Regions from separate parts of the Homo sapiens genome. Here region 1 is linked to region 2. A link is an interaction called in ENCODE POLR2A ChIA-PET data of the cell type or tissue named here. Cell type or tissue: HepG2. All regions are shown on one strand. Each heading gives the region's core, and the rest is flanking DNA. Links, peaks and the distances in the headings are about the cores only.

The links. ChIA-PET counts read pairs that join two places held together with the same protein. Peaks named below come from ENCODE experiments on the same cell type or tissue, not always from the same donor. Only the 100,000 strongest peaks of a DNase experiment are listed, where the experiment ranks them.
Region 1: POLR2A ChIA-PET joins it to region 2 with 5 read pairs; 3 of 35 experiments call an interaction of 5 or more read pairs at or near these places.

The regions. Positions count from the first base shown.
Region 1 is chr16:19,120,787-19,136,852 of GRCh38, forward strand. It overlaps ITPRIPL2 (ITPRIP like 2), which reads left to right. Exons shown (of 1, transcript NM_001034841.4): 1 at 1-843. LOC124903657 (a long non-coding RNA gene) reads left to right here and starts at 6,060. Exons shown (of 2, transcript XR_007065011.1): 1 at 6,060-6,499; 2 at 14,768-15,598. RefSeq lists enhancers at 10,079-10,158, 10,081-10,375. In HepG2, for the core only: no CTCF peak of the experiment used is centred there; a DNase peak (open chromatin) is centred at 2,955.
Region 2 is chr16:18,928,690-18,944,755 of GRCh38, forward strand. It overlaps SMG1-DT (SMG1 divergent transcript), which reads left to right. Exons shown (of 2, transcript XR_001752094.2): 2 at 8,167-8,527. Among named protein-coding and RNA genes, the nearest start is that of SMG1, 10 kb to the left of the region's middle. In HepG2, for the core only: no CTCF peak of the experiment used is centred there; a DNase peak (open chromatin) is centred at 8,362; H3K4me3 peaks cover 185 bases.

The DNA of each region.
Region 1 (16,066 bases), core at 894-4,893, 190 kb after region 2:
GCAGCTCCACCAAAATTGACATCCTAGCAAACACTGTGAAGGAATTAACCTAAGTGCTTCCAGAGCATCTCATGTAACCTCTATGGAGTAAGTCACTTTTTCTGTAACATGTGGCTTTTGACCTTGATGAAGACTTTGACTTCTCATCCCTGTCTACATGGAGGAAGATGATTCAGTGGTGGGGAAAATGAACCTCGGTAACATTTCCAATGTCCTTCAAGAGGGAAACAAGTTCAGTGTTATCATCGTGGCATTCGTTAGTTTTTTTTTTTTTAAATCACTTGTTTAGATACAACTTTATTTTTTTATACCTACATAGCACATGACTGGGGGGATAAAGCATGTATAAGTTGGGAGAGGGTAAAGAATGTGTGACTATGTATACAGAAAATAGACTAAAATGTGCAGCAAAATGATATATACTGTAATCTGGTTTTTGAAGTATCTACTATTCTGGAATATTGTTAAACAACTTTTTGCTTTTGAAAAAAAAAGGTGCCTTGATTCAGTTGCGTGACTTAGAACATTCATCCTATTTTATTGTGATTTTTAATGTCTTCTGACCCCAAACTGTGTTTTTGGTTGCAGTCTGGCGGCTGCAGGCATAGCGTCGGTTTTGTTCCAATAACAGAGACCAAAGAGTTAATCAGATATGGTTCAGCTGCTACAATTGTATGATTCAAAGGCAATTTAATCACCCCAAATTTCCATGGCCCCCACAGTCAAGACCTGCCATTCGTTTTCTCTTGCAGGTTGGAGTAAATTTGCACTTTGAATCATGTGGGTCATTTGGGGACCTTGTTCTTTTCTATTTTGCTTTATTAATAAAGGAACTTGTAGAAACCTCTGGACTGAATGTCAGATCTGGGGAGGGCTTTCGTCTTCCCGGAGGGCAGCCTGTGCCTGTGCTGGCTTGTAGTTCCTTGCACAAGCCTCAACTGCTTTGAGCATCTGGGTGTATGGGAAACTTTTCCCATGCATTAAGGCTGGGGATCATTCTTGTGTAGAATTAGCTCTGTATACAGGTGGGAAAAAAATGCTAGTTCACAATGCTACAGGTGTGCTCCCTGGAATCCTGAATCTTCAAGTCTTCCTGGCCTAGAACCTTCTGCCCCCACCTCTCCTCTCTGCCTGACTCTCCCACCCCTGCTCCCCCACACATACCCAAACACAATTTACGTCTTGGCCTGTGGCTCAAGAATTTTGTCCAGAAATCTCTTAGGCCCTCAGGCCCTTGCGAAATGGTAAACATTTGCTAATACGAAAAACCACCAGGCTTAGCAGGAGATAGAATCTTGGAGACTAAGGGTTGTTCAGAGCCCCAGAGCCAGGTAGAAGCCCAGGGAAACCTGCAGCCATGATGAAACAGTAGTTGTGGTCAGGCACGGTGGCTCACACCTGTAATCCCAGCACTTTGGGAGGCTGAGGCGGGCAGATCACGAGGTCAAGAGATCGAGACCATCCTGACCAACATGGTGAAACCCCCGTCTCTACTAAAAATACAAAAATTAGCTGAACGTGGTGGCATGTGCCTGTAGTCCCAGCTACTTGGGAGGCTGAGGCAGAAGAATCACTTGAACCCGGGAGGCAGAGGTTGCAGTGAGCCGAGATTGCACCACTGCACTCCAGCCTGGCGACAGAGTGAGACTCCATCTCAAAAAAAAAAAAAAAAAAAAAAGAAAAGAAACAGTAGTTGTGTAGGGCACTTGCCCAGGGGAATGTTGGTGGGGTGTGTTTCGCTTGGTTTTCAACAAATAATACTGTCCGACGGCATTGAGGACACACACACAGAAGTGGCCAAGACAGACATGTCTTCTCTCTTATGAGCTCACAGAGACAGGCAGACAGGCAATGAAAGAACCCATTACCGTACAGCGTGGTAGGTGCTGGGTAGGAGAAAGTTTTTCAAAACCAAACAAGGGTACCTCGTGCACTTTAGGGTTTTCAGGAAAGCTCCTTGGAAGAAGTGACATCTAAGTTGAGATCCAAAGATAGGTGGGAATTAGCCAGGTGAAGGGAGTTGGGCTGGAGAAGAATATATTGAACGCAGAGATGAAAGAACATTCCAGTTTGGCTGGAAAGTAGGGGCAGGTGGAGAGGAGGGGAGGAGGATTCAATGGAAAGGATGAGGTGGGAGGGAGTTTGAAGCCAGAGCTTCTCAGGCTGGAGTGTGCAGATCACCTGGGAGCCTTGTTAGAACGCAAGTTCTAGCTGGGCGCAGTAGCTCACATCTGTAATCCCAGCACTTTTGGAGGCCTCAGCGGGGGGATCACTTGAAGTCAGGAGTTTGAGACCAGCCTGGCCAACATGACAAAACCCCATCTCTACTAAAAATACAAAAATTAGCCAGGGGTGGTGCGCATGCCTATAGTCCCAGCTACTTTGGATGCTGAGGCCCGAGAATTGCTTGAGCTCGGGAGGCGGAGGTTGCACTGAGCTAAGATTGTACCACTGCACTCCAGCCTGGGCAACAGAGTGGCACTCTGTCTCAAAAAAGCAAAAACAAACAAAACAAACAAACCAAAAAAAACCCCCCAAAAAAACCCAAGTTCTGATTCAACAGGTCTTGCCTTCTTTTTTATTTATCTATTTTTCTGAGACAGGGCCTTGTTCTGTTGCCTAGGCTGGAGTGGAATGGCAGGATCATAGCTCACTGCAACCTCAACCTCCCAGGCTCAAGAGATCCTCCTGCCTCAGCCTCCTGACTAGCTGGGACTACAGGAATGCACAGCTAACTTAAAAAATTTTTTGTAGAGATGGAGTCTTGTTCTCTTGCCCAGGCTGGTCTCACACTCCTGGCCTCAAGCCATCCTCCTGCCTTGGCCTCCCAAAGCACTAGGAATACAGACGTAAGCCACCATGACTGGCAGGTCCTGAGATTTGGCCTCTTTAACAAGCTGCCAGGGAATGGTGATGCCACTGGTACAGAGTCCACACACACACACACACACGCACACACGCAGCTGCAGACCACACAGAGAGTTTGAACTGATCAGAGGGCACTGTTGAATCACTTTAGACAAGGAGTGGCAAGGTCACATTTGAATTTGGCTCACTCTGGCTAGTGTGGAGAGTGGATTATACAGGGGTTGGCAAACTACCACCTGAGTATTTATTTTTGTAAATAGTGTCATTGGTACACAGCCACGTCCATTAACATACTGTTTATGGCTGCTTTCGTGCTACCTGGGCAGAGCTGAATAACTGTGACAGAGGCCAAATGGCTCACAAAGCTGAAGATATTTACTTTATGGCCCTTTGTAGAAAAAGTTAGCCAAGCTCTGGAGCAAGACTATAAGGAATTGGATGCTGCAGTGGTCCAGGCCTGGGCAGGGGGCCAGAGGTAGGGACAGAGAGACAAGTTAGAGACAGACAGTGGCGTGCATTAATGCAAAGACTTGTCGGCAGGGCGTGGTGGCTCATGCCTGTAATCCTAGCACTTTGGGAGGCCAAAGCAGGCAGATCACTTGAGGTCAGGAGTTCGAGACCAGCCTGGGCAATACGGTGAAACTCCGTTTCTACCAAAAATACAAAAAGAAAAGAAAAGAAAAGAAAAAAAAAACAGGTGTGGTGATACATGCCTATAGTCCCAGCTACTCGGGAGGCTGAAGCAGGAGGATCACTTGAACCCAGGAGGCAGAGGTTACAGTGAGCTGGGATCACACCACCGCACTCCAGCCTGGGCAACAAAGTGAGACTCTATCTCAACAACAAAAGCAAAAAAGACTTGTCTTCAAATCTTGTGTTCTGCACTTCTTATCTACGTGTCTCTACAAGTTACCTAATCCTCTTTGTATCTTGATTCCCTCATCTGTAAAATGGGATTAATAATGGAACCTTGCCCATAGGAGTGATTGAGGATTAAGTGAGATTTTTGCATGCAAAGTGCTTGGCACAGATTAAGCGCCCAGTACGCGTCAGTGTAGAAGCAATTATTAGAATGGCCTGAAAATGCCATTCTAATAATCCCAGCACTTCGGGACGCTGAGGTGGGAGGATCACTTGAACGCAGGAGTTCGAGGCCAGCCTGCACCACATAGCGAGACCCCCATCTCTACAAATAATTAAAACTAGAGTGGCATTTTCACATAATCTGTGTCTCTAACCTCTTCCTCTGCTCACTTTGCTCAAGCTCATTCTTTCTCCTCTGCAGGGTCTGTTTCCCTGTCGTCCACCCCCGATCATCTCTCTGCTACCCAGTTTTTGTTCATCTCCTTCCTTGATGTCCAGGGCATTTTCCACTATGAAAAGGTTTTATTCGGGATACTATGGTAGACTGGTTACAACAATAGTCTCTGATCTCCAGTTTTCTTACACCTATGCCCTTTGCAAAGTGATTTTGCAATCTTTTCCATCAAGAAGGGTTGCCCTTTTGCCTACCCCTTACATCTGGAAGGGCTTTGTGAGTTTGTTTATTTATTTATTTATTTATTTATTTATTTATTGGAGATGGAGTCTCGCTCTGTCGCCCAGTCTGGAGTGTAGTGGCACTATCTCGGCTCACTGCAACCTCTTCCAGGTTCAAGCGATTCTCCTGCCTCAGCCTCCTGAGTAGCTGGGATTACAGGCGCCTACCATAACGCCTGGCTAATTTTTGTATTTTTAGTAGAGACAGGGTTTTGCCATGTTGGCCAGGCTGGTCTCCGACTCCTGACCTCAGGTGATCCGTCCACCTTGGCCTCAAAAAGTGCTGGGATTACAGGCGTGAACCACCGCGCCCAGCTGTAAGTTTCTTTGATCAATCGAATGTGGCAGAGGGACATGGTGCTAGTTCCTGGCCTAGGCCTCAAGAGGTCTTGTCTATTTCTTATTGTTCTCTTAGAAGGCCACTGCTACCATGTGAACGGCTCACCTGCTGGGGGATGAGCGATCACATGGCTCCTTCAACCCTGTCCCCAGAGCCGCCAGCCAGCCGACTGGGAGATATGGGAATGAGGACATCCTAGACCAGCCTCCTCACCTCCTCCCCAGTGCCCGAATAGACCTGACCACTGACTGATGGAAACACTCAAGTGAACTAGCCAAGATCAGCAGGTCCTGGCCCAGATCAGCAGAACCACCCGGCTGGCCCATAGACTCTGAGCAATAATAGACAGATACTTCGTGTTTTAAGCCACTGAGTTAGAGGTGGTTTATTGTTCAGCAACAACTAACTGATATGGATGCCTAGGAAAATCTGGCATAAAAAGGCTGCCACTGCAGTAAATAGAAGCAGTTCATTTTTCTGTTTGTTTGTTTGCTTGTTTAGAGATGGGGTCTTGCCCTGTTGCCCAGGCTGGAGTACAGTGTCACCATTATAGCTCACTGCAGATTCAAACTCATGGGCTCAAAAGATCCTCCCACCTTAGCTTCCCAAGTAGCTAGGACTACAGGCATGCACCACCATGCATTGCTAACTTTTTCAATTTGTATTTTTTTTTGGTCAAGACAGGATTTTGCTTGCAAGAAAACAAGCTCAGGGCTCCCACTGATTCTACATTATGACAAGTTGTATAATTATTTCATTATGTATTACAATAATAAAAAGAAAAATAAAGTGCACAATAAATGTCATGTACTTGAATCATCCAAACACCATCCTCCCCCCACACCCAGCCCATGAAAAAATTGTCTTCCATGAAACTGGTTCCTGGTGCCAAAAAGTTGGGGACTGCTGGATTAGGGACTCAGTAGACTTCCTCTGACATCTCATTGGCCAGAATAATGTCACATGACCATTCTTAGCTGCAAGGGAAGCTGGGAAAGAGAGCCTGGCACATGGCATACAGCAGCCCTGAGCAGTAGATGAAGAAAGAATGAGTATAGTGGGTAAATAAGAGTCTGTCAGAGGCCAGGCATGGCAGCTCACACCTGTAATCCCAGCACTTTGGGAGGCTGAGGCAGGTGGATCACCTGAGGTCAGGACTTTGAGACCAGCCTGACCAACCTGGCAAAACCCCATCTCTACTAAAAATACAAAAATTAGCCAGGCATGGTAGCGTGCACCTGTAGTCCCAGCTACTCAGGAGGCTGAGATGGGAGAATTGCTTGAACCCAGGAGGCAGAGGTTGCAGTGAACCGAGATAAGCACCATTGCACTCTAGCCTGTGTGACAGAGTGAGACTCCATCTCGAAGAAAAAAAAAAGTCTGCCAGAGAAATACCACAAACACACAGCTGAAGACTCTGTCAAAGAAGTGAGAAGTAATTAGAGAATTTACCATTCTGTAATTATTCAGTTAATACTTGCGTACTTGCGTTAAGTTTTAGGATTTAGTAAATGCCCCATAAGTGTTAGGATTGACATCTCAGCTCCACCTGTCACTGGGTGTATTCTTCTGGGCAAATCAATTAACCTGTCTGGACATCAATCCCTTCATTTGCAAAATGAAGGAGATAATCTCTCCTCTTATAGGTTCCTTGGAAGAGTCAAAAAGTAAAATGGAGAAACTGAGAAGTGTTATCTAAATGTCGACTGTGTTCTTTTAGGAATGCACCAGCATTTCTGGAACCACAGGAAGGTGAGTCCATTTCTTAAGGAATCACTCTTAGGCACTCTGCCAGATGTCTCCCTGCCACCAAACTTCCTTTCCCACAGGACTGTGAATGGGTCTGCGGTTGTGACTTTTTGTTGTAGTTGCGTCCCCAGAAGAGAGATACAGTGAGAGCATCAACCACATGCTTATCTCATTCTTACTTCTAAAGTGTGTCATCTTTCTCCCCAGTCTGATTTTCATTGCTTGAGTTCCTGGGCAGAAAGCTTAGGCTAGTTGTTCTCAATCCTGGCTTCATAACAATGGGTAAGGGGCTTTGTAAAAATACTCATGCTTGGGACCCCACCTAAGACCAGAGAGATCAGAACTTAGGAGGATGCAGCTAAGGCATGGGAGCTGTTTACATCTCCCTGGACAATTTTAGAGTGCAGCTGGGGTTGTGAACCAGTGACCTAGGTCAGATGGCCCTTCTGGAACCTGCAGTGCTCAGTAGAGTACCTGCAATCTCTCCACTAGATGTTGTGGAAGCACCAGCTGGTTTGCATGAGGTTTGCTACGTGGCTGAGACAGAAAGGTTAAGGGTGGTGATGGTGGTGCTGGGGGACCAAATCCTAGGAGAGAGCTCTTCAGCTGAGAGACACAAGGCAAAATATAATTGCTAAGTGGGCAATGGGGCTTCATCCATTTGGCAGTTCCCCTTTTCCCCAACCCCAAGGAGAAGGAAACAGTTAAACCAAAAAAAGAGGCATCAGAGTCATCCTGAAACTTCTCAGTAATGAAACGCCTCAATATTCAGAGGGAGAGTGCCCTGTTCTTTCTTGCTCTGTCGCCCAGGCTGGAGTGCAGTGGGGCAGTCATAGCTCACTGCAGCCTGAAATCCTGGGCTGAAGCAATCCTCCTGCCTCAGGTTCCTGAGTAATTGGGACTCCAGGTGCTGCCACAACGCCTGGCTTTTTATTTTATTTTATTTTTATTTTTAAAGATGGGGGTCTTACTCGGTTGCCCATAATGTTCTCAAATTCCTGGCCTCAAGGGATACTCCATCTCGGCCTCCCAAAGTACTAGGATTACAGGTGTGAGCCACCATGCCTGGCTGCCCCACTTCTTTTAATCTTGTAGCCTGCAGATAACATATGTCAGATACAGCCTGTCTTCACAAAATGCTGGCTCTTTTCATGAATATTCAATGGTTTTGCCTACATTATCTCAATCTCTCTCCCCAACTCATCTTTAGGTGTAGTGGCTGGCACTTAAAAAAAATAAAGTCTATCAAGACACCTTCTAATGAAGCCAGGGAAAAAAAAGACCCCTAGGAGTCCCACTGCGTGCCAGACTCAGGCTAAATGCTTTTAAGGACCAAATCTCTCAAATGATTTTTATCTTCATGGTTTATTCAATCATTAGTCTCCTCAAATTAGCAGCTATGCCTCTGATGGGCAACTGTCGATCCTTATCAAAATGAAAGCATTAAAACATATTTCAACCTTGGAGACAAATGGTTGTGGCATTTGAAGAAGAGAAGCCTTCAGGATCTTGCATGGCAGAAAACTGCAGGCTAGAAACCCTGCTCCAGATTTTAAGCAATGGACTTGTGATGATTCTTTTTTCTCTGATAAATACCTGGTTTTCAAAAGCAGTCTAATTAGTATGGATCTCCACTTTGCAAGGCTTAAAAGTGTATTTGGGCTTCCTCTCACTAAACCAGTCTCGTGGGACCACCCAGAGTCTAAGCTCTCCCCTTCCAGATGCTGAATATGCATGAGTAACCCTCTATCTCCCAGTCCCCTGCAGTTAGGCAGGGCCAAGTGACTGGTTCACCAATGGGCAAGGAGCAAAAGTGATGTGTGCACGATCCTACAGAGGCAATAAAAGCCATGTGTTAAAGAGGCGGGTGGGTCACCTGAGGTCAAGAGTTCGGGACTAGCCTGGCCAACGTAGTGAAACCCCATCTCTACTAAAAATACAAAAAATTAGCCAGGCGTGGTGGTGGGTGACTGTAATTCCAGTTACTCGGGAGGCTGAGGCAGGAGAATTGGTTGAACCCAGGAGGCAGAGGTTGCAGTGAGCTGAGATTGCGCCACTGCACTCCAGCCTGGGCAAAAAGAGCAAATCTCAAAAAACAAAAACAAAAAACAGACAAACAAACAAACAAAACCATGAAACTGATGATCCGCAGCTTCCAAATAAGATCTTAGGAGTTGGATGAATGGGCTCAAGCATGAGCTTTAAGAGGCAAAATGGCGGAGTTTAACTGGTATATGACCTTGTAGAGACATTAGGCTGGTAAGGGAAGAACACCTCATATAACTCCAGTAAGCACACTGCACATTCCACTGCCACCCCCACAAATGTTAGCAGGCCACTGCACATACGGATAGCCCACTCCAAGGGAAGGATCAGGGGAGAAGGGATGCGAGACCCTGGAAGTAGGCCAACATATAAAACCCTCTGTCAAAGGTCAAATGGGACACTTGAGAGGTTAAGTATCACCTCCTAGGACTATTGCCACGATCTCTGTCTTGTAGGGTTTCATGCACTTGGCCCTGCTCCAAGGGTACTCGCCTTCCTTTAATTCCTGCTCTAAAGCTTTTTAAGAAACTTTCACTCCTGCTCTGAAACTCGCCTGTCTCTCCTTCTGCCTTCTGCCCCTCAGCTGAATTCTTTCTCTTGAGGAGGCAGGAATTGAGGTTGTGGCAGACCCGTATGGATTTGCCAGGGTAACACCAGGATGCTGAAGAGAGTGCCTATCATAACCCCATTTTGGAAGACCCCATTGGGACCCTACTGAATAATGATTGAATGCTAACTATGTGCCAGGCCCTGTGCTGGCACAGGGGATAATAGAGTGGTTAGCAGAGCAAACACCATCTTATTGGCCTGCAGTTTACAGTCTGCTGGAAGAGGCAGCCACTTGCCAATAAGCACGCCAGTGAGCACTAAATAACTAACAGAGGGCCAGGCATAGTGGCTCATGCCTGTAATCCTACTTCTTTGGAGGCCAAGGTGGGTGGATCACTTGAGCCCAAGAGTTCAAGACCAGCCTGGACAACATGGCAAAACCCCATTCTATAAGGAACATAAAAATTAGCCGGGCATGGTGGCACACACCTGTAGTTGCAACTACTTGGGAGGCTGAGGGGGGAGAATTGCCCGACCCGGGGAGGTCGAGGCTGCAGTGAGCCGTGATCGTGCACTTCAGCCTGAGTGACAGAGTGGTGAGACCCTGTCTCAAAAAACAAACAAACAAAAAACGAAACTAACAGAGGTAAATGCTTTGAAGGAAAGAAACCAGTTTTTATGACACTGTGAGTCAAAGGGACCTAGTGCAGCATGGGGGAATTAGGGAAGGCTTCTCTGAAATCTTGAAGCTCAGCACACTAGCCCATGGGGGTCTGTTTCAGGGTGTCACCTTCGGGAGCACTTACAGAGTGAAGCTCTGTGACAAATGCTGGACACACACAGTTCTCCTTTGATCATTGCAATAGTCCTAGGAGGTAATACTATTATAATAGGAGCCCCAATGTACAGAGGTGGAAACTGAGGCTCAGAGGGACGAGATCATATGCCCCCAGGGCATTTAACAAGGAAGTGCAAACAGGGATTTGAACCCTCATCTGCTGACTCCAAAATTAACGCTCACTGCATTTCCTTGGCCCTTGCAAAGCCAGCCAAGGAAGTTAGTCATACAGGAAGTAGCCCCTCAGAAGTCCCACAGCAGGAGATCAAAATGAAACAAGCAAGCAGATGTTTACAAGCTGCCTGGAAAAGCCACCCACCACAAGAGCAGGGAATCATTCTCCCTCTACCCCAACCCCTCCTTCAAAGCTCCTAAAAAGCTTCCTTTTTCATTTTTACAGAGTCCCCTCTCCACCCCCTTTTCCCCCAGAGGACTGACTTCATCCTTTCAGCAGATGGGAAGGCGTGGGCTGCCGGCCCTACAGTAGCACAATCACCAATGATGACTTCCCTCCAATCTTAACCCAGATGAAAATGACAGAGACACACCAGCTCTTTCTTCTCTTGGCTTTTCCCGAAGCTTCCCTTTCCATTAGGCCACTGGGGGTTGGCGCCCGAAGCTTCCCTTTCTCACCAGAATAGAAGCAGGAAGTCTTGGGGTAGCTGCGTTGAAATGTTGGCTGGTACGAGCATGTTGTTTTGTTTTTATAGAAGGACTAAACAGATCCCCCACACAGACACAATACACATTCAGAGGCATGATTCCCATATAGATACACATGTGCACACATGCACGCATAGATATACATGCTTGTGAGTCACACACATTCACTCATAGCTAACACTTGTATAGCACTTACTGTGTTCCAGACAGTATCCTAGGTCAGGGCAAACTGTGGACCATGGACCAAATCCTGCCTGCAGCCTCTTCGTGTAAATAAATTTTATTGGAACACAGCGGCTCTGTGTTTAGAGAGAGTCAGGCCAAGGAACAAGTGACCCAGATAGGTCAGAAAGTGACTCTGGGAATCTAGAAGGGTGTGAGCCAGGCCTGGATTGGTTTTGCAAGAATGAAAATGGCTTTCTTGTTTGTTTGTTTGTTTATCATAGAAGTGATATATGCTCACTGTAAAAAGTTCAAGTATACAGAAATGTCTAGGAAAGAAGTAAAGATCTTTGGACACCCCTAGAAACTCAGGCCAAAGCTTCCCCACTTAGCAATCAGGAGTGGGAGAGAGGGGTTGCCCATCCACCCCTGCCTATCCCTTCAGGACAAAAACATCAATTCCCATGACCTCATCTGCCTGCCTTGAGACAGTGGGTGTTGGGGACAATGGCAGGATGTGGACTTCCAATGTAGCAATCTGACATCAGCCTTAGCCTGGAGCTGGGTAGTGCCCATGATCAAAGCCCCTGGAAGGGACCAGTTCAGCTTGTATCAGAGCCATCCTTGGGGTGACTAATAATAATGATTTTGATTGAACATTCACTACTACCAGACACCACTCAAAAGATGAAATTAACTCATTGAATCCTTGTGACCATCCTAGGAGTTAGGTACCCTAATGCTCTTCTTACAGAAGATGAAGCAGGCTCAGAGAGGTAAAGTAATTTCCCCAAGGTCACACAGCCAGGAAACAGCAGAGCCAGAACTGATGTCCCAGTGATCTTGTGCCAGAGCCATGTGCTCTTCCTCACAAGGCTGATGTGATGTTTGGAGGCTGGAGGCTGGAGTATTTAGAATCCTCAGTATACAATTGAGGAAATGAGGTTCTGAAAGGTTGAGTGACTTGCCTAAGGTCATACAGCCAACAAGCAGGAGCTCCAGGAAAGAAGTTCAGGGTCATGTGACTTCAGAGCTGGTTCTTAGTGCTGGGTTTCCCCAACTCCAGCCCTTGGGGAGTATCTTTGCCACCTCACGGTACCTCCTGCAAGACAATTTGTTTACTCTTTCTTCTTTTTTTATTTTTTGAGATGGAGTCTCACTTTGCCGCCCAGGCTGGAGTGCAATGGCGTGATCTCAGCTCACTGCAACCTCCGCCTCCCAGGTTCAAGCAATTCTCCTGCCCCAGCCTCCCAAGTAGCTGGGATTACAGGCCCCCCCACCACGCCTGGCTAAGTTTTGTATTTTTAGTAGAGACGGGGTTTTGTCACGTAGGCCAGGCTGGTCTTAAACTCCTGACCTCAGGTGATCCACCCGCCTTGGCCTCCTAAAATGCTGGGATTACATGCGTGAGTCACTGCGCCCGGGCTGTTTACTCCTTAACACTGCTGCCATGGACTTATGTGTCCCTCATAAATGCATGTGCTGAAACCTAATCGCCAATGTGAGGATACAAGGCGCTCTTGAAAGGTGATTAGGTCATGGGGGAAGAGTTCTCATGAAGGGATTAGTGGCCTTCTGTAAGAGGCATCAGAGAGCTCCCTCACCCCTTCTGCCACGTGAGGACACAGCGAGAAGGCACCATCTGTGAAACAGGAAGTGGGCCCTCCGCAGACAACAAATCTACCGGCACATTGATCTTGGACCTCCCGGCCTTTAGAACTGTGAGGAATACATTTCTGTTTTGTTGTTGTTGTTTTTTTTTTTTTGATGGAGTCTCGCTCTGTTGCCCAGGTTGGAGTGCAATGGCAAGATCTTGGCTCACTGCGACCTCTGTCTCGCGGGTTCAAGCCATTCTCCTGCCTCAGCCTCCTGAGTAGCTGGGATTACAGACGTGTGCCATCATGCCTGGCTAATTTTTGTATTTTTAGTAGAGATGGGGTTTCACCATGTTGGCCAGGCTGGTCTTGAACTCCTGACCTCAGGTGATCCACCCCCCTCGGCCTGCCAAAGTGCTGGGATTACAGGTGTGAGCCACTGCGCCTGGCTGAGAAATATTCTGTGTTTATAAGCCACCCAGTTTAGGGTATCTTGTTATAGCAGCTCACATGGACTAAGATAGTTGCTTGTTGTTGTTTTTTTTTTCTCTAGCCTTATTCCAAACTCTATCTGTGAAATTATTGGTTTAATGTGCTAGTTATACATATTTTTCTACTACATTAAATACCTACTAAGCTAAAACATGTATGTCATGTGTTCCATGAATGGTACATGTGCTCAGCTATAAAAAAACACACTAGTTTCTTGGACCAGACATAAATCCCACCCTTAAGGAAGTTTTGGGTGAATTGGGGAGATGGACAGTGTTATGGGCTTAATTGTGTCCCCTCCCTGCCATTCGTATATTGAAGTCCTAAGCCCCAGCACCTTAGAATGTAATCATATTTGGAAGTAAGGGTTTTCAATAGGTGATTAAGTTAAAATGCAGCACCATCATAGCTTGCCGCAGTCTCAAACTGCTGGGCTCAAGCAATCCTCCTACCTCAGCCTCAAAAGTGGTTGGGACCACAGGCACACAGCACCATACTCAGCTAATTTTTAAAAATTTTTTGTAGAGATAGTGTCTCACTATGTTGCCCAGGCTGGTCTTGAACAACTAGCCTCAAATGATCTCCCATCTTTGGCCTCCCAAAGGGCTGGGATTACAGGTGTGAGCCACAGTGCCCAGACTCCAACTTTTTATTATTTATTTTTATTTTTTTGAGATGGAGTCTTGTTCTGTTGCCCGGACTGGAGTACAGTGGTGCGATCTCAGCTCACTGCAACCTCCGCCTCCTGGGTTCAAGCAATTCTCTTGCCTCAGCCTCTTGAGTAGCTGGGATTGCAGGTGCCCACCACCATGCCCAGCTAATTTTTATATTTTTAGTGGAGACAGAGTTTCACCATGTTGGCCAAGCTGGTCTCGAACTCCTGACCTCAAATGATCCACCTGCCTCGGCCTCCCAAAGTGCTGGGATTACAGATGTGAGCCACCACGCCCAGTCTCCAACTTCTTTTTGGTGTGTGAAAGAAACTTTTATCTTACTTAGCCCTGTTATTTTGTTATAAGGAGAGGGACCTAATCCTAATTCTAACTGATTTCAGCTGCTTATAAAACTGGGAAAATATCACATTCAAATCCAATTTTCTGTCTTTACTTGAAAAATAAGATCGGTCACACTGTGCCCATGTTCCCATGTGGCAGTGGCGAGGCAGGGGCTCAGGAGGGGCTGTCTGCTCCATCTCCAGTTCACATAGTCCTCATGAATCACAATCTATATGTGATATCCACCTGACTTGCTGGTTTATCTTGTCTGCCTGCCCCTGTAGGCATTTGAGTTTGTGACCCCTGACTCATTTTCTCTGAGCCTCAATTTCCTCACTGACAAAATAGGGCTAATTTTAGAGTCTCCTTGTTAGGCATTTTTTTCTTTTTTTGAGACAGAGTGTCACTCTGTCACCCAGGCTGGAGTGCAGTGGCACAGTCTCGGCTCACTGCAACCCCCACCTCCCAGGCTCAAGTGATCCTCCTACCTCAGCCTCCCGAGTAGCTGGGATTACAGGCACGCACGACCACACCTGGCTAATTTTTGTATTTTTAGTAGAGACGGGGTTTCACCACGTTGGCCAGGCTGGTCTCAAACTCCTGACCTCAAGTGATCTGCCTGCCTGGGCCTCCCAAAGTGCTGGGATTACAGGCATAGACCACCACGCTCGGCCTCCTTGTTAGGCTTTTGCGAAGATGAGATGAGTTGCTAGATGCAAAGTGATATTTACAAGTCTCAGGAGTGAGGGCCACTGCTATCATTGTTACTGTTATTATCATTATCACCATCATTACCAGTATGGAAAGGAATTTGCCTTTTTTGGTGGTTGATCCAAAATCAGAAGGAGAGAAAGCAGGGGAACAGCTCAGATGCTAGCAAGAGTTTCTAGAGTGTGTTCATGCCTGCGGATGACTTTTCTTTTCCGCCCAGGGACAGAGTTTCCGATGTTCATTTATTTAATCCCTCTTGGAAAGTGTTAGCAGCTCGTTGCATCTGTAAAGGATGGAGGTGCCTTTGATCACTTCAATCAACTCACAGCTTCTCCCTTCCCAAAGGCAAGAGGCACCCTTGGCTTCCTCCTGCAAGGGCTCTGGGTACAAGCCTGAGCTTGCTGCCACCGTTAGTCTCCCACTGTGCTGGGGCTGAGGGAGGGGGCTGCCGGGCCCACGGTGGAGTTTGGGGGGATTTCAGGTTAACCCACAGTATATGGGAGGGTGGGTTTCTTTTCCTTTGTGCCGTCATTTTTCCAAGGCGGCAATCAAAGGAGAGCAACCTGTGGTATAATTCAAGGCTGGCAAAGAGACAGACAAAGATGATGGCAGAGGTGCCTCCCCTGCAGCCTGTGGATCCATACTGCACTCACGTCCTCACTCTGAAGGTGGCCTCCTATGAACACCTGCAGCTCAGGCCCGGGAGTTCTTATCTGTTTGTGACAGGACATTCCACCCACATGTAGGACAAGGCAGACATTGCTGGAGTGTTTGAGCCGCAGGGAGCAGCGCTCAACCAACCATGGATGGGACTGGTGGATAATCGCCCAGCTCCCTTCCCTTTCCATGGGACAGCTCTGGGATGCATGCTTTGCCCTGGCCCCAGCAGAGCTGAACCTCAGTTGCCACCTGCCCCCCAGCCCCCTCCGTAGGAACATGCCTGGGGACACACCCTTCCTTGGCTGCCTTCCCGTTCCCATCCCTGTCTCTCACTGTCCCCTCCCTCCTGGTGTTTCCTGAATCACTGTGCAAATAAACTACTCACACCCCAGCTCCTGTTTCAGGGTCCACTTCTTGAGGGGTGTAAGCTAATCAGTCTGTGCAGTTTGGTTCTGGAGGTCACTGAAAAGACTCACTCCTCCCTCTTTCTACCCTGAAGACGGAAAGCTCCCTTTCCCCATCCAGATGTGAACTCTGACTGCAGTGAAGTGAGACCTTGGGTGGGGGGCAGGAGAGGGACCCAAGGGTTGACAAGAGTAAGGAATGGTAGAAGAAAGGGCTTGGGGTGCTCCAGTGTGCCCCGAGAACTGAGGAGGAGGCCCATGCCATACCCACAAACTTTTCATTAGTTAAGTGAAGTATGGATGGAATGATCTTTGGATGCCATTCGAGCCTGCTAGCCAAGTTGTTCCTGTCTGTACCACCCCACCCAGCCAGTGTACAGCAGGGAGTGGAGGTAGCAGTCATACAGTATGGTGGTTAGGAGCTCAAGCTCTGGGTTTAAATAAACCTGGGCTCA
Region 2 (16,066 bases), core at 4,564-8,563:
TGGGAGTTATAGGCCAGCCTGAGCAACATAGTGAGACCCCCATCTCTACAAAAATTATTAAAATTTTTTTTCAGACACAGTTTCACTCTTGTGGCCCAGGCTGGAGTGCAATGGTGCGATCTCAGCTCACTGCAACCTCTGCCTTCCAGGTTCAAGCGAGTCTCCTGCCTTAGCCTCCCAAGTAGCTAAGATTACAGGCACATGCCACCATGCCCGGCTAATTTTGTGTAAAAATTTAAAATTTTTTTACATTAGACAAGTTAGAAATTGCTTGAGCAACTGGACACAATCTCTGGTACTACCTTTCTTTTTCTTTTTAATTTTTTTATTTTATTTTTATTATTTTTTGAGATGGAGTCTCATTCTGTTGCCCAGGCTAGAGTGCAGTGGCACAGTCTCGGCTCACTGCAAGCTCTGCCTCCCGGGTTCAAGCCATTCTCCCGCCTCAGCCTCCCGAGTAGCTGGGATTACAGGCGCCCGCCACCAAGCCCGGCTAATTTTGTTTTTTATATTTTTAGTGGAGACGGGGTTTCACCGTGTTAGGCAGGATGGTCTCAATCTCCTGACCTCGTGATCCGCCCGCCTCGGCCTCCCAAAGTGATGGGATTACAGGCGTGAGCCACCGCGCCTGGCCCTCTTTTTCTTTATTGGTCAAAATATTATCCATCTAGGCATATGGATATGGAGGCATGCCTGTGATCCCAATTACTTGGGAGGCTGAGGTGGGAGAATCGCTTGAGCCCACGAGTTTCAGGCTGTGGTGAGCCATAATGGTGCCGCTGCACTCCAGCCTGGGCAACAGGATGAGACCATTTCTTAAGGGGACGGAAAAAATCACTCTGGCTGTGGCAGATTTCCTTAGGATAGATTCCGAGAAGTGGAGTTATTGGGGAAAAGGCTGTTAATGATTTTAAGTCTTTGGATACAGACTGTTAAGTTGCTTTCCAGAAGTTTCTGCCAATGATAGTCTGATACTTTCTGTGTCCTCACACCACCCTTTGTCAACACTGAGTGTTTTTGAGGGTTAATTATTTCTATGAGAGAAGTTAAAAAAAAAAAGACAACAGAGAAATTGCTTCAGGTGGGGCATGGTGGCTCACGCCTGTAATCCCAGCACTTTGGGAGGCTGAGATGAGAGAATCACTTAAGCCTAGGAGGTGGAGGTTGCAGTGAGCCTAGATCGTGCCACTACACTCCAGCCTGGGCAACAGAGTGAGACTCCATTTCAATAAAATTAATCAAATGAATCAAACGTGAGCAACTCTCATAACTTCCAACATTTTTTTCTTCTTCCTGTTGGTGGTTCTGCCTCTCTGGTTCCATTAGGATTTCCCTACTCCATTTCAGTCATGGGAGCCGAGTTTCTGTTCCTGAAACACACCAAGCCTTTCTGGCCTCTGGATTTTTGTACTTGCTGTTCCCGCCATCTGGAATGCCTTCCCTGCATTTGTTCCCATCAGGGTTGGGACTAGCAACGTGACAGGTGATGGAGTTGCTGAGGGTGCAAAATTTAAGGAGGCACCTACTCCCAGGGTCATGCAAAAGCCAACTTTGCATTTGCACAATCCTGTGAGTAAGTCCCTCCTTAAATTTGAGGCTCTGCCGTAATCCCAGCTACTCAGGAGGCTGGGGCAGGAGAATTGCTTGAACCTGGGAGGCAGAGGTTGCAGTAGGCTGAGATCCTGCCATTGCACTCCAGCCTGGGCAACAGGGCGAGAATCCATCTAAAAAAAAAAATGAGGCTCTAGGCACCACATTTGCCCTACTCTGGCCCCTGCCCTGATTTTCCTGGCCTGTCTCATCTCCAGACAGGTTTCTTTGACGTCCCTTGCCCATAAAAGCTGGCCAGTGCCCTTTCCAGGTACTCTGTCACATACCCTATTTCTTTCCTTGGTAGTACCCAGCACCATCTGCAAGTATTGGGTTTCTTTGCATATTTAGCATCGGTCCAACCCTTAGGATATCAGCTTTGCAAGAGCAAAGGTCACATCTATCTCAGCCTACCTCCTCCATACTCAGCACACAGCACAGCACCTGACCATAGGAAGCACTCAAGAAATGGGAGGAATGAAATGGAAATTATCTAAAATAAGGATCAAGATTGATACAGAAGTATTCATCTCAGTTTTACTTATTAATAGCAAAACAAAAACAAAACACCTGGAAATTATACTAATGCTCAACAATAGGAAACTGATTAGGATGCAGTACATTCAGAGCTGAAATTTTCTGCAGCCATTACAAATTACATTTGTGAAGTTTTGTTTTTTTTTTTTTTTTTTTTGAGACAGAGTTTTGCTCTTGTTGCCCAGGCTGGAGGGCAATGTCTCGATCTCGGCTCACTGCAACCTCCACCTCCCGGGTTCAAGCGATTCTCCTGCCTCAGCTTCCCGAGTAGCTGGTATTACAGGCGTCTGCCACCATGCCCAGCTAATTTTTGTATTTTTAGTAGAGACAGGGTTTCACCATGCTGGGCAGGTTGGTCTCAAACTCCCGACCTCAGGTGATCCGCCCGCCTCCGCCTCCCAAAGTGCTGGGATTACAGGTGTAAGCCACTGTGCCCGGCCTAAAACAAAAATTTACAAAGCTAAAAGTAAGCATTCAATAAATAGGTGTTGAATGAATGAACAGAGAATGAATACTCTTAGAGTGTGGCAGTGACTCAGACAGACCAACTGAGTAAACTTTAGCCAAGACATCAAGTCTTAGCTCTAAAAATAGTGACCAACTCTACCTAATGTTTATTGAGCATTTATTTTTTATTTTATTTTATTTTATTTTATTTTGAGATGGAGTCTTGCTCTGTCGCCCAAGCTGGAGTGTAGTAGCAACATCTCGGCTCACTGCAACCTCCGCCTCCCAGGTTCAAGCAATTCTCCTGCCTCAGCCTCCCGAGCAGCTGGGACTACAGGCATGTGCCACCATGCCCAGCTAATTTTTGTGTTTTTAGTAAAGACAGGATTTCGCCATGTTGGCCAGGCTGGTCTCGAACTCCTGACCTCAGGTCATCTGCCCACCTCAGCCTCCCAAAGTGCTGGGATTACAGGCATGAGCCACGGCACTCGGCCTTTATTGAGCATTTACTAATGCAAAACCACTCAGTCAAATGATCAATATGAGTTGTTACTTCAAGGAATTCCCCCAAACCAAGCTAAGGTAGGTTTCAATGTGGCATTTTACACTTTGGGGCTGTGATACCAAGAGAAGCTAGCTCCCTGCACAAGGTCACCCAGCTGGTAGCAGGCAGGGCCAGGAAGGGAATGTCACAGGCAGAGACAGAAGGGACATTTGGCCCCAACTCCACATTCGTCAAAGGCGTCAGATTTAGACCTTTGACGTGATCGCCTAGTGAAGTTAGACCCAGAGTCCCAGAGACACTCGAACAGGAAGGAAGTCTGAAGTTAACAAACTATGTCCATTACCAGCTCACACACCTGTAGAGGCTGTGCATGGCATTCATACTTCCTAATAAATTATATTATTACCTGGTGAACATGTAATTACATCGCTTCATAGTTTGTTTCCCCTTGTGTTAAAAGTGTTCAAAACATAAAAAGGAAACAAAATATAGTACAAATTGTGAATGCTCTTTGTTATTTCTTAAATTTTTGATACACTCAGAACCTCAAAAACTGTGAGTAACGTGATCCTGTCTTAACTCCTAAAAGATCTTCCAGTAAGGATTCGAACACAAACCAACCCCAGGGTCTTTCATCACCAGGATTTTCCTAGAAATCTTCCAAACTTCCTAGAGAGACACTGTACTGACATTTATTCTCTAAGTAAACAAAAGAGAATTCTCTCTTTTGTTTTCTTTTGACCCTATGTCTGGCCCAGGATTAACCCCTATTAGGCACCAAGAATTGAGGAACTTTATTCTCAACCAGGAGACTCAACTTACATGGGTGATTTTTAAAATGCAATCTTAAAAGCAAATCCACATCATAAAGACATTAAAGCAGATTTTTCAAAAAGAAAAACAGCAGCCTTCTTGTTCCTGCTCCCAGCTAGGAAATCTTTGTCACAGGTCAGGCTCCCTCAGTAAGGGCTATTTTTATAGCGATTTTTCAAGCTGGTGCAGGAGGAATTTGGCTGAGAAACCTCATGACACATTTGAAATCTCCACTTGGGCAGTCTCAGCTTGAGGCAGGGGCCAAAATTCTATGAATCAGGGCACAAGAAGTGCTGCCCAGTGGCTCGTGCATTCTTTCAACAATAAAATAGGAAGCCGGTGATGCTCATCTTAAGCTATTTGTAACTTTTAAATTGGAGAAAACAAGAAAGTGAAATTCCCTTATGTTTGGTCCTGAGCTGCCCAAGGACTGGCATGGTGATTTTAATGGAGCTAACTCCTTTGCTTTCCCTGATTAATCCATTATTAGGAATATATGTAAATAAAATGCAAACTTATGTAAATAAAATCTCCCAACAGCAAGTTACTGCCCTCTATTGTTTATACAGTTATCATTTAACATGCTGGACGCAGTGGCTCATGCCTGTAATCCCAGCACTTTGGGAGGCTGAGGTGGGTGGCTCACCTGAGGTCAGGAGTTCAAGACCAGCCTGGCCAATATGGTGAAACCCAATCTCTACTAAAAATACAGTCTTGGCTCACTGCAACCTCTGCCTCCTGGGTTCAAGCGATTCTCCTGCCTCAGCCTCCCGAGTAGCTGGGACTACAGGCGTGATCCACTGCGCCCAGCAAGTTTAACTCTAAAGAGTTAAAGAGACTACCAAATAAGGGAAGGATAAATATTTCACTTCAGAACTTCTAGTTGAAATAGGATCATTTAGCTTCTTTGGGACACTGCTATCTATGTCTTAGCTGAAATGATTTCTTCATCCCATACCAGGGAAGCAAATGGAGGCTTATTCCATAAAGTGTTTTGTGCTGTATAATTTGAAGGTCACACTGCTTGGCATAGTGTTTTCACCATCCCCCAGGCATACCACGTCTCAGAGGACCCTCCCTGCTGGTCCCTGGAAGAGGCTTCTCAGATAAAGCAGGACTTAAGGTAGTTTTTAGATGAAGGGGAGCAGATGGCTGAGTATTACATCACCTCAGGTAAAGGAAACAGGGATATGAAAATAATAGGATTGTAGAAAAATAATAGTCTAATCTCCAAATTATCAACAAGTATTGGGGAAGTGTTTACTCCCAGCAAACATCAGGGATGGAAGGGGACTAATAAAAGCCTGGCCCTGTACTACTCAATTTAAAAGCAGATACCATCTTTTTTACCTTTGTGTCAAACTAATAACAGCCACTTACTAAGAATTTTATTTTTATTTCTTTTCTTTCCTTTCTTTCTTTTCTTTCTTTCTTTCTTTTCTCTTTTTCTCTTTCTTCTTTTTTTGATGGAGTCTAGTCCGTCACCCAGACTGGAGTGCAGTGGCACGATCTCGGCTCATTGCAACCTCCACTTCCCGGGTTCAAGCAATTCTCCTGCCTCAGCCTCCCGAGTAGCTGGGGTTACAGGTGCCTGCCGCCATACCCGGCTAATTTTGCATTTTTAGTAGAGATGGGGTTTCACTATGTTGGTCAGGTTGGTCTCGCACTCCTGACCTCAGGTGATCCACCCACCTCAGCCTCCCAAAGTGCTGGGATTACAGGCATGAGCCACTGTGCCCAGTCTCTCTCTTTTTCTTTCTTTCTTTTCTTTACTTTTTTATTTTATTTTTATTTTTTTTGAGACAGGGTCTTGCTCTATTACCCAGATTGAGTTGCAGTGCTGCAAACACAGCTCACTGCAGCTCAACCTCTTGGGCACAAGTGATTTTCTCACCTTAGCCTCCCAAGTAGCTGGGACTACAGGTGTATTCCACAACATACACTGGGCTAGTTGGATTTTTTTTTTTTTTGACGGAGTTTCACTCTTGTTACCCAGGAATGGAGTGAAATGGCGTGATCATGGCTCACTGCAACCTCTGCATCCAAGATTCAAGCAATTCTCCTGCCTCAGCCTTCCAAGTAGCTGGGATTACAGGCATGTGCCACCACACTGGCTACTTTGTATTTTAGTAGAGACAGGGTTTCTCCATGTTGGCCAGGCTAGTCTCGAACTCCTGACCTCAGGTGATCCAGTCACCTCGGTCTCCCAAAGTGCTGGGATTACAGGTGTGAGCCACCATGTCCAGCCTTTTTATTTTATTTATTAATTTTTTTTTTGAGACAGAGTCTCACTCTGTCGCCCAGGCTGGAGTGCAGTGGCACGATTTCAGCTCACTACAACCTCCACCTCCCGGGTTCAAGCGATTCTTCTGCCACAGCCTCCTGAGTAGCTGAGATTACAGGCACTTGCCACCATGCCCGGCTAATTTTTTGTATTTTTAGAAGAGAAAGGGTTTCACCATGTTGGCCAGGCTGGTCTCCATCTTCTGACCTCGTGATCTGCCCGCCTCGGCCTCCCAAAGTGCTGGGATTACAGGCGTGAGCCACCCTGCCCGCCCAGAGATGGGGTCTTTCTATGTTGCCCAGACTGATCTTGAGCTCCATGCCTTAAGCAATCCCCCCACCTCCCACAGAGGAGCTGGAGACCAGCCTGACCAACATGGTGAAACCCCGTCTCTACAAAAATGCAAAAATTAGCCAGGCATGATGGCAGGTGCCTGTAATCCCAGCTACTTGGAAGGCTGAGGTGGGAGAATCGCCTGAACCCGGAAGGTGGAGGTTATTATGAGCTGAGATCATGCCACTGCAGTCCAGCCTGGATGACAGAGCAAGACTCCATCTCACACACACAAAAAAAAAAAAAAAAAAAGAAGAAGAAGAAAAAGAAGAGAAATACACCAGCTGGGCCTGGTAACACATGCCTGTAATCCCAGGACTCTGGGAGGCCAAGGTGAGTGATCACTTGAGTCCAGAATTTCAAGACCAACCTGGGCAACATGGAGAAACCCTGTCTCTACAAAAAAAAAAAAAAAAAAAAAAAAAAATTTAGCCATGCATGGTGGTACACACCTGTAGTCCCAGCTACTCAGGATGCTGAGGTGAGAGAATTGCTTGAGCCTAGGAGGTGGAGGTTGCAGTGAGCCAAAATTGCACCACTACACTCCAGCATGAGTGATAGAGTAAGACCCTATCTTAAAAATAATAATAATAAAGAAAAGAAATAGACTTATAGCTATCTATATATATGTTATGTAATGTTATATAGATATAGGAAAAGGCTGGAAGGATATTGTGACAGTTAATTTTAATGTGTCAAATTGACTGGGGCACAGGGTGCCCAGATATTTGGTTGAACAGTATTCTGGGTGTGTCTGTGAGGATATTTTTTTTTTCATTACTTTTTGAGACGGGGTCTTGCTTTGTCAGCCAGGCTGGAGTGCAGTGGTGCAATCATGGCTCACTGCAGCCTTGACCTCTCAGGCTCCAGTGAGCTTCCTCCCTCAGCCTCAGGTGTAGCTAGGACCACAGGTGTGTGCCACCATGCCCAGCTAATTTTTTAATTTTTTGTAGAGACAAGGTCTCACTATGTTGCCCAGGCTGGTCTCAAACTCCTGGGCTCAAGCGAGTCTACTCCTTCAGATTCACAAAGTGTTGGGATTACAAGGCATGAGCCACCACACCCAGTCTGTGAGGGTATTTTTGGATGAGATTAACTTTTATTTATTTATTTGTTTGTTTTTTAAACAGAGTCTCCCTCTGTTGCCCAGGCTGGAGTGCAGTGGCATGATCTCGGCTCACTGCAACCTCCGCCTCCCGGGTTCAAATAATTCTCCTGCCTCAGCCTCCAGAGTAGCTGGGATTACAGGTGCACACCACCATGCCTGGCTAATTTTTGTATTTTCAATAGAGATGGGGTTTCACCATATTGGCCAGGCTGGTCTGAAACTCATCTCACGTGATCTGCCCACCTCAGCCTCCCAAATTGCTGGGATTACAGGCGTGAGCCACCGCACCTGGCCAATTTTTGTGTTTTTTATAGAGATGGGGTTTTGCTATATTGGCTAGGTTAGTCTCAAACTCCTGACCTCAAGTGATCCTCCTGCCTTGGCCTCCCAAAGCACCCATGTGTGCCACCACACCCGGCCCATAGTAATTCTTCAAACATCGACCAACTGGTGGTTCTTGGCTGCTGAGAAGCCAGACCGGACAATGTGTGTGCACCTGCTATTCTCCATTGGTCCCTGCAAATCTATTCTCCATCTTTCTCCATTCAGCTCTGCAACCCAGAGAGTGACCTGCATGGAGCGTGCCAGCTGAATCCCTTGTCCTGTGTCTTCTGGCTGAGTTCTACCATAGGAAACACCGCCACGTGGGAGAACAGGAAGACATTGATGTCTGGGTGCTTATTCCTAAAGCTTCCTCCCTGAGGTCACCTGGAGGTTGCTGCATCTCTCTACTGAAGGCCACAGTTCCTGTCATATGACTGTCTCCATCCAGCTGCCTTCTCTAAGTTCCAGCAACCACTGTCTCTCTCCCTTGATCTTTGAGCCTAAAGGTAATGCAGGCTCCCTGATGTTGCTAGCCCTAGGATACTGCAGCATTCTTTGTTAGTTTACTAAAACCCTCTGTAAATAACCCTTTGCTACACTTTCATCATCTTTCTTTCTTTCTTTTTTAGAGACAAGGTCTCCCTCTGTCACCCAGGCTAGGGTGCAGTGGCACAATCACGGCTCAGGACCGGTGCAAGAAGGGAAGGTTGCATTCATAAGTTAGCAAACTTCAGAAAGCTCTTTGAAAAAAAAAAAAAAAAAAGAATCTTATTACCATTTTGTTTTTGTAGAAAGCCCACTTGATAAAAGTATTAATAACACACATGAGAAAGAGCTCACAGTGTTTTCCAGAAAAAAACACTTTGATTCTATAAAAGAGGTCAGTAGACTACAATATGAAGAATCCTTCTGTTGGCTTAACTTTTAGACTATATGACAAGTTCTCTGACTATAAAGACACTGATCAAAAGAACTCAGTTTAGCACAATATCCAAAGTCCAAAGTACAAGCAATAAAAGAAGAATCAGGTAAATTAGACTACATCAAAATGTTAAACTTTTTGCCTCAAAGGACACCATCAACAGGGTGAAAAGACAAAGCATGGAATGGGAGAAAATATTTGCAAATCATATATTTGATAAAGGGTTAATATCTAGAATATATAAAGAGCTCCTACAACTCAACAACAACAACAAAAAAAAACCCAAAAATACAAACAAACAAAACCAACTCTTTTTACTTAAAAAAAGGGGCGGAAGTTTTTTGTTTGTTTTGTTTTTGTTTTGTTTTGAGACAGGGTTTCACTCTGTCGCCAAGGAGTGCAGTGGCACCATCTCAGCTCACTGAAACCTCCACCTCCTGGGTTCAAACGAAAATATTTCTTTTCGTTTCTGTTTTTGTTGTTGTTGTTGTTGTTGTTGTTATTGTTGTTGTTTTTGAGGCAGAGTTTCAGTCTTTTGCCCAGACTGGAGTGAAGTGGCGGGCGCAATCTCGGCTCACTGCAACCTCCACCCCCCTGGGTTCAAGCGATTCTCCTGCCTCAGCCTCCCGAGTAGCTGGGATTACAGGCACCCGCCACCACGCCCAGCTAATTTTTGTTATTTTTAGTAGAGACAGGGTTTTGCCATGTTGGCCAGGCTGGTCTCAAACTACTGACTTCAGGTGGTCCACTCGCCTCACCCTCCCAAAGTGCTGGGATTACAGGCGTGAGCCACGGCGCCCGGGCAACTTTGTCCATTTTCGCCAGGAAGGCTGAAAGAGTTCTGAGGTGCTGCTTGATGCTGTAGTAAATCTCTTCTCTGTTTCTGTTTGGATGAAAGGAGTATATCTATATTCATGGCGCACTTAGAAAATGTAATTTTCTCTTACAGGTAAACAAATGATGGAGGAGGGAAGCTTAAGGGACAGGAGATTATGTAGGTGATAGTTTCTGGGCCACTTCCTGTTTTAAGTACCTTTTTTATTCCCCGCTTTCCAATTTGTAAAACATTGATGTGCTCACTGACATTGGACAGGGCACTTAATCTCCCAAAACCTTCATTTGCTCATCTGCAAACTCAAGGGTTTGAGTTAGACCGTGGCTTAGTGGTTTTCCAACTTCATTTTATTTTATTGAGACAGGGTCTCACTCCATCGGCCAGGCTGGAGTGCAATGGTGCGATCTCGTCTCGCTGCAACCTCTGCCCTCTGGGTTCAAGTGATTCTCCTGCTTCAGCCTCCTGAGTAGCTGGGATTACAGCACCCGCCACCACGCCCAGCTAATTTTTTTTGTTGTTGTTTTTTGAGATGGAGTTTTGCTCTTGTTGCCCAGGCTGTAGTGCAATGGCGCGATCTCAGCTCACCGCAACCTCCACCTCCTGCCTCAAGCAATTCTCCTGCCTCAGCCTCCGGAGTAGTTGGGATTACAGGCATGTGCCACCACATCCAGCTAGTTTTGTGTTTTTAGTAGACACGGGGTTTCTCCATGTTGGTCAGGCTGGTCTCCAACTCCCGACCTCGGGTGATCCCCTCGCCTTGGCCTCCCAAAGTGCTGGAATTACAAGACTGAGCCACCGCCCAGGGCCAAACCCAGGCATTTCTGACTCCAGTTGTGCCCTCATGTCTTAAGATGTAAAATCTTCCCGGAGGTAGCACCAGAAAGTTCAGGATGCAGAGATAGCGTGGGGCCTCATGATCTTTTAAAAAATATATTGAGCATTTATTACATGCTGCACCCCGCACTTTAAATGACCTGCAAGTTTATTATTATTATTTATTTATTTATTTACTTTTTTGAGACAGAGTCTCGTTCTGTCGCCCAGGCTGGAGTGCAATGGCGCGATCTTGGCTCACTGCAAGCTCCGCCTCCCGGGTTCATGCCATTATCCTGCCTCAGCCTCCCAAGTAGTCGGGACTACAGGTGCCCGCCACCACGCCAGGCTAATTTTTTGTAGTTTTCAGTAGAGACGGGGTTTCACCGTGTTAGCCAGGTTGGTCTTAATCTCCTGACCTCGTGATCCGCCTGCCTCAGCCTCCCGAAGTGCTGGGATTACAGGCGTGAGTCACCGTGCCCGGCCCTCCTGCAACTTTAAATGACCATAAGGATGATTCATCTATCACCTGCTACCATCAGATAACTGATGGCAATAAATACCTGAGTTTGAAGATATAAATTTGAAAAGAGAGGAAATACTACTTGATTCCTAGGATCAATACTACCCTCCCCACCATTTTCAAAAATAATCTCATTCTGTGGTCTAAGAAAAATAAATAAATTATAAAATAAATCATTAACACTAATCTTTGAAACAGTATTTCCCAAATTATGTTTCTTAGAACATAGCCCCTCGAGGTATGAAAATGGGACTGGGTGTGGTGGTGCATGCCTGTAATCCCAGCACTTTGGGAGCCCAAGGTGGGAGGATAGCTTGAGCCCAGGAGTTTCAGACTAGCCTGAGCAACACAGCAAGACCTCCATAACTCCCCGCCCCTCCCCCTCAAAAGAATTAGCTGGGTGTGGTGATGAACATCTGTAGTCCCAGCTACTTGGGAGGCTGAGGTGGGAGGATCACTTGAGCCCAGGGAGTCAAGGCTGCAGTGGGCTGTGATTGCGCCACTGCACTCCAGCCTGGACAGCAGAGGGAGACTCTCTCTCAAAAAAAAAGAAAAAGAAAAAAATATATAATTTGAGCCACATATGTAATTCTAAACTTTCTAGTAGTCATATTTGAGGAAATTAAAAACAGGTGAAATTCATTTTAACAATATATTTTATCCAAAATATTATCACTTCATGTAATCAATATACAATTATTAATGAGATATTTTGCATTCTGTTTTTGATAAGCCTTGAAAGCCAGTGTGTATTTTACTTACAGCATATTTCAATACAAAGTAGCCACATTTTAAGTGCTCAGTAGCTATAAGTGCTTAGTGGCTACCATATTGGTTTCTGTTAGTCTAAAACTACCACTCTTGTTTATATGTTCTTTCTTCTAAAGAGTTTATTTTTATTTATTTATTTATTTAATTTGTGAGATGGAGTTTTGCTCTTGTGACCCAGGCTGGAGTGCAATGGCACAATCTCAGCTCACTGCAAGCTCTGCCTCCCAGGTTCAAGCAGTTCTCCTCCCTCAGCCTCCCCATTAGCTAGGATTACAGGCACCCACCACCATGCCCAGCTAATTTTTGTATTTTTAGTAGATACGGGATTTCCTCACGTTGGCCAGGCTGGTCTCAAACTCCTGACCTCAGGTGATCCACTCACCTTGGCCTCCCAAAGGAATGGGATTACAGGCATGAGCCACCGCTCCCAGCTGCTTCTAAAGAAGACCTCCCCTGAGGTCAGGAATTCGAGACCAGCCTGGCCAACATGGCGAAACCCCATCTCTACTAAAAAAATACAAAAATTGGCCGGGCGCGGGTGCTCACACCTGTAATCCTATCACTTTGGGAGGCCGAGGCGGGCAGATCACAAGGTCAGGAGATCGAGACCATTCTGGCTAACATGGTGAAACCCCATCTCTAAAAAAAAAACAAATATAGCCGGGCATGGTGGTGGGCGCCTGTAGTCCCAGCTACTTGGGAGGCTGAGGCAGGAGAATGACGTAAACCCGGGAGGCAGAGCTTGCAGTGAGCCGAGATCGCGCCACTGCACTCCAGCCTGGGTGACAGAGCAAGACTCCGTCTCAAAAAAAAAAAAAAAATTCAAAAATTAGCTGGGTGTGGTGGCAGGCACCAGTAATCCCAGCTACTTGGGAGGCTGAGGCAGGAGAATCGCTTGAGCTCGGGAGGCGGAGGTTGCAGTGAGTCGAGATTGTGCCACTGCACCCCAGCCCGGGCAACAGAGCTAGACTCCATCTCAAAAAAAAAAAAAAAAGAAAAGAAAAGAAAAGAAAGCTATTTCCCAAGTTTTGATGTGAGTAACCAGTGTGTTGGTGCCATTTACTGAGATAAGAAAGGCCTGGACAGAGGCAAATTGGAGTCAAGAGTTCTGTTTTGACCATGTTAAATCTGAGATGTGCATGAGATTGCCAAGTGCACATGTCAAGCCAGGAGTAGGGTCTATAAACATGTGGCCTAAATAGGCAAATTTGAGAATCATTGGCCTGAAGATGATACTTTAAGGATATGTGTGGAAACAATGTTACAGAAAATTGGCTCAAGGAAAAGGAAAGTTATACATTTTTAAGTGCAATTAAACAAATTTAAAAACCTAGACTCATCCCTCTTAAAGGCCCTTAAACATCCCTAGAAGCCTCCTTCAGAATCTTGAAGTGTGAACTCTTGTTCTTGGTCTTCTAATTAATCCTGCCTTAGAGTCTCAAGGGCCATTCACAAGCAAGAAGCCTTTTATCATCTCTTGTAAAAAAGAACCTGCAAGAGCTGCTTCTCCTGCTGTATTTCCATTATATCAGTGCTGTTTTCTGAGTTTTTTTTTAATTGCAGTTGTGCAATATTTAAGTCACCTTATAGTTTAAATAAGTGTTTCCAGATTTGCCTTGGGAAATAAGCAGTTGATGCTGTCTCTGTGGGAAAAAAGCTCTGAGGTATACACTTTTGGAACACAACCTGCTGCCTACAAGTTAGGAATTGCCACGTTTGGTTTTAATAAGACCCCACCCTTAACTCCAAGGAGTTTATAATGTAATAATAAACATAGTAACACCAGGGCTGGGTGTGGTGGCTCATGCCTGTAATCCCCACACTTTGGGAGGGTGAAGCAAGAGGATCACTTAAAGCCAGGAGTTCAATACCACCCTGGGCAACATAGTGAGACCCTATGTCTGCAAAACAATAAAAACAATAAATTAATTGAGCATGGTGGCACTCACCTATAGTCCCAGCTACTTGGGAGACTGAGGCAAAAGAATCATTTGAGCCCAAGAGTTCAAGGCTGCAGTAAGCTGTGATTGTGCCACTGCACTCCAGCCTGGGCAACAGAGCAAAGGCAGAAACACTAAATATTATAGCATCGATTGAGCATTGCTATGGTCTGAAAGTGTTCCCCACAGATTTCTTTCTTTCTTTCTTTCTTTCTTTCTTTCTTTCTTTCTTTCTTTCTTTCTTTCTTTCTTTCTTTCTCTTTCCTTTTTCTTCTTTCTTTCTTTCTTTCTTTCTTTCTTTCTTTCTTTCTTTCTTTCTTTCTTTCTTTCTTTCTCTCTGTGTCCCTCTTTCTTTCTTTCTCCCTCTCTCTTTCTTTCTTTCTCCCTTCCTTCCTTCCTTCCTTCCTTCCTTTTTTTTTTTTTTTTGAGACAGAGGCTCGCTCTGTCGCCCAGGCTGGAGTGCAGTGATGCGATCTCGGCTCACTGTGAGCTCCACCTCTCAGGTTCATGCCATTCTCCTGCCTCAGCCTCCCAAGTAGCTGGGACTACAGGTGTCCGCTGCCAAGCCCGGCTAATTTTTTTGTATTTTTAGTAGAGACGGGGTTTCACCGTGTTAGCCGGGATGGTCTCAGTCTCCCGTCCTCGTGATCCTCCCGCCTCGGCCTCCCAAAGTGTTGGGATTACAGGCGTGAGCCACCACACCTGGCCTTCTTTTATTTATTTATTTTTTTTGAGACAGAGTCTTGTCCTGTCGCTCAGGCTGGAGTGCAGTGGCGCAGTCTTGGCTCACTGCAGCCTCCACCTCCTGGGTTCAAGCAATTCTCCTGCTTAGCCTCCCGAGTAGCTGGGACTACAGGCACACACCACCATGCGCAGCTAATTTTTGTATTTTTAGTAGAGATGGGGTTTCACCACGTTGGCCAGGCTGGTCTCGAACTACTGACCTCAAGTGATCTGCCCGCCTTGGCCTCCCAAAGTGCTGGGATTACAAACAAGAGCCACCATGCCCTGCTTCCCACAAGTTTCTGTGTTAAAATCCTGACACTCAAGATGATGGTTTTAGGAAGCTAGGTGTTTGGGAGGTGATATGGTTTGGCTGTGTCCCCACCCAAATCTCATCTTGAATTGTAGCTCCCATAGTTCCCACGTGTTGTAGGAGAGACCCCTGGTGGGAGATAATTGAATCATGGGGGTGGTTTCCCCCATACTGCTCTTGCGATAGTGAGTAAGTCTCGAGATTTGACGATTTTATAACGGGTTGCCCCTTTTGCTTGGCTCTCATTCTCTCTTGTCTGCCGCCATATAAGACAAGCTTTTGGCCTTCCGCCATGGTTGTGAGACCTCCCCAGCCAGGTGGAACTGTGAGTCCATTAAACCTCTTTTTCTTCATAAATTACCCAGTCTAAGGTATATCTTTATCAGCAGTGTGAAAATGGACTAATACAGGAGGTGATTAGGTCACGAAGGCAGAGCCCTCATGAACAAGACTAGTGTCCTTATAAAAGAGGCACCAAGAAGCTGCCTTGTGCCTTCCACTATGTAAGGACACAACAAGAAGGTGTCGTGTTATCTGTGAACTAGGAAGTGAGCCCTCCCCAGATACCGAATCTACTGGTGCCTTGATTTTGGACTTATTCTCTAGAACTATGAGAAATAAATTCCTGTTGTTATATGCCGCCAGTTTATCCGTTTTTTTTTGTTTGTTTTTTTTTTTTGAGATGGAGTCTCACTCTGTCGCCCAGGCTGGAGTACAATGGCACAATCTCAGCTTACTGCAATCTTTGCCTCCCATGTTCAAGAGATTCTCCTGCCTCAGCCTCCTGAGTAGCTGGGACTACAGGTGTGCACCACCACACCTGGCTAATTTTTGTATTTTTAGTAGAGATAGGGTTTCACTATGTTGGCCAGGCTGGTCTCAAACTCCTGACCTCAGGTGATCTGCCCGCCTCCCAAAGTGTTGGGATTACGGGTGTGAGCCACCGCACTTGGCCACTATTTTTTTACAGCAGCATCCATGGACTGAAACAAGCATGTACCCCATGCCAGGTAGTATACATCTCAGCACTTCACAGGCAGAGCTCTAATCTTCACACATGCTTGATGGGGAGGTATTATTATTCCCATTTTACAGATTAAAATGCCAAGCTTCAGAATGATTGTGTGTATTGCTAAAGACCTGGACCCGCCTTATCTTAGACTTTTCAGCAAATGTAGTTGTTCACTAAGCCTTATTATTTATTGTGGCATGTGACTTAGCTGTCTCATTTGCTAACTCAAAGGTACAAACCCCTTCTCATTTTTTTTTCTGTCAACAACAGTTT